Linked DNA regions of Homo sapiens: region 2 is linked to region 1. A link is a loop called in an ENCODE intact Hi-C map of the cell type or tissue named here. Cell type or tissue: mammary epithelial cell. All regions are shown on one strand.

What was found. A loop is a pair of places that touch in the nucleus more often than their neighbours do. Peaks named below come from ENCODE experiments on the same cell type or tissue, not always from the same donor. Only the 100,000 strongest peaks of a DNase experiment are listed, where the experiment ranks them.
Region 2: it touches region 1 in a loop (4-fold over the local background); 2 of 110 quality-filtered maps call a loop at or near these places.

Annotation. Positions count from the first base shown.
Region 1 is chr1:152,767,954-152,770,453 of GRCh38, reverse strand. No RefSeq gene overlaps it. Among named protein-coding and RNA genes, the nearest start is that of LCE1F, 5.9 kb to the left of the region's middle. In mammary epithelial cell, a CTCF peak has its summit at 998; a DNase peak (open chromatin) is centred at 1,083; H3K27ac peaks cover 1,586 bases.
Region 2 is chr1:153,191,801-153,194,300 of GRCh38, reverse strand. It overlaps a transcript of SPRR2G not described here. Among named protein-coding and RNA genes, the nearest start is that of LELP1, 10 kb to the left of the region's middle. In mammary epithelial cell, a CTCF peak has its summit at 1,394; no DNase peak of the experiment used is centred here.

The sequences.
Region 1 (2,500 bases):
TGTCTGCCCAAATTCTTAGACTTAAACAAGACTCAGATTCTCTCCATTTGTAACTGATACCCCAAGATTCTCCCCACTCATAATCATATCACCAGCCCTAATTCATAATGTGTTCCTAATGTTTTTACTTGTTCTCAACTAGTCTCCTGTGTTCAGTGGGTACCCAGAAGAGCAGTCATGGGCACCCAGAAAAGCAGCTGTGGGTATCCAGAAGAGGATCTGTAGGCATGCTCTTGAAGTCCCCCCAAGGGCCCTTGTGCATTTTTGTCTTTTTCTCCTTTTACCTATTAAACCCATTGACTAATCATCAATACAAATAATTCCTCTTTGTGTTAAAAAGACCTGTGTTATACTTTTCCAAGACAATAGAATTTCCTGCTTATACATTTTTCAAGTTGCCACTAGCACTGCATGGCAACTAAGTAGGAAGGTTAGAAAGTGAGTATTCTGAGCTCTTGGACAAGTTTGCCAAATAATGATTATAATTACTGGCACAGATAATCTACTCACAATTGCCATAATAGCCAAGATAAACAACTCTTCCGTAATCAGCATGCAGATCCCTTGGGGAAAAATTAAAACCTTCTGTATATCCTTAAAGTTGTAATTGCTTGCATGTATTTGCATGTATTCGTGCCTTATAGAGACTTTTTATTTTTAATGAATGGGAGGTTCTTGGGATGGAGGTAAGGGGAAGGTGTGATTCACTGTTGGCTTGGGATGGCCCTGAGGACAAAGCCTAAGACTTTCCTCTAATTCAGTGGTTCTCAATGGGGTGAGGTTGGGGATGGCCTGACTCCCACACCCCAGAAGAGGGCATTGGACAGTCTGGATAAGTGTTCGATCATCACAGCTACTGTCATCTAGTTGGTAGAAGCCACAGATGCTGCTAAGCACCCTTCAAATCACAGAATAGGCCTTCTCTAAGAAAGAATTATCTTGTCCAAATCGTCAGTAGTGCTGAGGATAAGAAATCCTGCCCTGGTACAGGAGGATTAAGACTATACTCACTGGAGACACCTCCTGGATTTCTCACCGAACAAAGCAAACCTCAGAAGAATGCTGATGAAATGCTGTAGAAATGACTGATTAATTAACTTATTGCTCAATCCAGATTTCACATTCAGGCCAGGTCAAGGAAGGACAGCTTTCAGTGACTAAGGACCCAATCCCAATTCGAGCCTAAATAGTATTTCTGATTGACTGCAAAGCCTCCCCTGTCTCATATTTCCTCTCCCTCTGGTGAACTAAGGAGCCGTGCTGATGGCACACTGGCTGAGTGGCATCAATACACTGATGACCGTCTGTGATGGCTGCTGACCTTGCTGTGCTTAACCCCACCCTCACTCTGACATCTGGACTTCCTTCCCCCAGATCTTATACTTCCTCTAGACTCAGTGTTTTGCTTAAGGCATTTTTCCAATTCACCCTATCCGTGTCCTCTCTGCTATTCCATAACCCACCACCGCTTCAATTCCTCCTCCTTGAAGCTTCCTGCCTGCCCCTGCTGACCACAAGCATCCCTACATGTGCATCCCTGCGGCTCATTCAGTCTCTGCTCCTGCCTGGGCTTGAATAACCCTTGTGGCCCACCTCCTTCATCAAACAGGCCATTTCCCAAGCCAATCATCCCCCTTTTCTCCAGGTGAATATTTCACTGCCAAAAGCAAATATATTTTTAGTGTTTTATAATATACTATTTTAAATAGCTTATCTCATTTAATCCTCAGAGTGATCCAGACAGGTAGACATATTTTCAGCTACATTTTATAGATGGGGGAACTGAGAGCCAGAAAAATTGCCTGAGTCAACACTTCTCAGCTAATGAGTGGTACAACTGGGCTCAAACCCTCCTCTCATGATGCCTCTTCCATGCCCTTTCTATTGCTGAGTATTTAGGCCCCACAGCCTCTCAGCCCCTTCTTCCACACATCTAGCTCAGTACTTCTCCCCTTTTTGTACTGTTTGGGATGCTTGCCCAGGTCGTCTTCTTTGCTATATATGTTCTGATTTCCAGATTAGTTGTATGTTTTGATTTATTATATAATTTTTTAAAATATGCCCAATGTTTTCTTTTCTCTGCTAGAATTTAAACTCCTTGAAAATAAGGATCTTGTTTTGTTCACTGATTTATCCCAATCATCCAAAATACTGTCTGACACATAATAAATATTCAATTAACAATGACTAAATGTTTGTTAAATGCATGGATGAACAATATATTTCATTTCCAAACAGTTCTATTACTTTTTCTTTATTTCTAGCCAGAATCTTCTTACAGTTTCCATGCATTGAAACTGAACTCTTTGTTTTACCAAAAAAGCTGATTCTTTTTCTAAGTGAAAGCACTATAAATAATGCAAGATGGAAGCGTGCTAGTCCCTTCAAAACATAGTGTTACTCTTCCTTCCACAGGGAGGCAGATCAAGTTTTGGAACAAGATTAGCCTAGGCTTGAATTCCATCACTATCACGTCTTAGATGTGTGACCAAATAAGCTA
Region 2 (2,500 bases), 420 kb before region 1:
GTTTTGATATATTCTATTAATAGTTATGCAGACATTTTGTCTTTTCTCCTATTATTGACTGTTTCTCTTCTTCATCTATGCTATTCCTAGTTACTTTAAAATCTGATCTCTCTTTTTTTTTCAGGAGGTTAATACATGTCAGTTTGACATTGTATCATTGAATCAGAATTGAACATCAGAAAGAGTAAAATTCCCAGGCCTTTTTTACCCTAGCCTGGGTACAAGCTCAAGATGATGCAGAAGGAGGAGCAAAGCATGGGATCCAAGAAAGTTAAGTTCCAGCTCAGGTCGAAGAGAATCATGTCTGTGATCTGTGTCTTTGGTTTCTTCATCTACAGCTGTCATCTTGTGGGCTGGAGCATGGTGGCCAGGAAGTGTGCAAGGGGCTCTGGTGTCCATGCAGCCCTCATAGACCTGAGGAGGTATGATTGCTCTAAGCCCCCAGTGGGGTTCCAGTTTGATAGCTGCCCTGGATGGAGATGTGGGAGTGAGAGAAAGGGATATGGAGGCAGGTCTAATTTACTCAGCAGCACCTCAGGTCTTTGGGACTTCCTGGTGTCTGAGAGGAGACAAGCAGAATGGACTTGCTGAGCTCCTCATCTCCAGGAAACAGTTCTTCTATAAGGATTCCTGGGCTGGGTGTTTAGCATCTTTCATATGCCCCCACCCCAATCCCACCATCTCTTTCGGAGACTTGAAATGAAATCGCTTAACATTAACTCACACCACCTCTAGCTCTGCTCTTTAGGATTAAATGAAGTTTAAAGTCATTGAGCCTCTCCCAGAGGCTAGACCCTGTGTGTGCATATGCATGCCTGTGTCCTCATGTGTGCATGTGTGTGCGTGTGAGTGTGTGTGCATGCACATGTTTGAGGGCAGCATAGGGAATGAAGATACAGAGCAACCTGGACAAATACTCTGCAGTCTAGGCAAGAGTGAGTGTGGTCACTGATGTTGAGGCACAGAGCTAAGTGTGGGGAAATATGGCTGAAGTTTGTTCAGCGTGCTGTGGAAATCCATTTGGATGATCGGTGGGGGTGAGTGGGTCACAGAAAACCTCCTGGGGAGCTGTCACCTCCAGGAATGATGTAGAGGGGATTCTGTCTCTTTCTAGGTCAATGCATATCGACCATCCTGTGGCAGTTTATCCAGTCTTTTGTCCTCTAGCTGCATTTGTTTATCTTATTGGATGTAAGAAAAGCTACATCCTTTTCTTCTCTTCACCACCAAGACTTCCTGGGCTGGTCAGCGGACAAGGAGAAGGTTTACCTAATCTCTCAAAATAAAGAAATGGAAACCTAGTCCTAGTGTGTGCCTCACAAAGGACGCACCTTGTGCTCCTTGCCAAGGCATAGCCCAGGTAGCTCTGATCTTTTGATACCACCAGTTCCCAGGTGGTGGTGCTAGAAACACATCAGTGGTTTGGGGCCGGACAGTGGATGATGGATGGGGGTTCTTACCTACACAGGCAGTAGTGTCAGCTTAAAGTTTATTTAAGAAATTCTGCCTGCTAAACTTAAACAAAAAGACTTTAAGCTGTGGAAATTGTAGAGAAAAATATATTCTACATACCTACAATGCAAAGAGCTTGAGAAAAATTTAGGCCCAGGAGAAGAGTTTAATAACAAGATTTAGAACAAGAACCAGAAGCTCTACTCTTTGTTTCAGTCTGAAATCAACCAGCAGGTACATTCCTGTGCACAGTGAAGGGACCCAGGAACCTATAATCTTGACTAGGCAAAAGGGAAGTGGGTGCAATTTGGGGGGACCTTCCCAATCCTACTATAAAATTAGTTCTTATCCTTTCTCTTCCATCTCCACTCTTGATTGTTCTTGAAATTTTTTATCCTTCAGGTATATTTTTCAATTGACTATGATGTGGTTTTGCCTCCATGGAAATAAGGGAGAGGCTATTGTGTGGCTGGTGGGAGGAGAACTGGGATATAATATGATTAGATTCAAACTTCCATAATCACTGAATATGATTAGCTCCCAAGGAAACTCCTGCCAGTTGCACTTAGGAACCCAAGGAAGAAACCCAGATAGGAACCCAGGAGACATCCTCTGCTCTGCCTTCTTCCTCAGCTTCCACAAGCCTGCACATAATTCAAGGCTGTCCCTTATGAAGACATACATTCAATACATCATCCCACATGCCCTCTGTGCCTAATAGAAGCCCTCGTCAGATCAGCCTAATGGTTCATGCAGCACATGTGTGTCCCCACTGCTGCAGGAGACAACCGAGGAGGCTTCTCTAGTGAGCCTCAGTGTCTTATTCTCTTTGTCTTCAGGTTTTATAAACTAGATGCTTTCTAGCTGTTGTTGTCAATGGTTGTTGAATAATGGTACAGAACTCAATTTAGCAGTGCTAAATTGGTTCTGATTAATGATTATTGAATTAAAGGTCAGAACTTAATTTAGCTGGATAGTTAAACAACAGGCATAAATAAAACCCACAAGTAAGCTGAGACCAAGGAGAATGTCCTCAACCCTTTGAGAC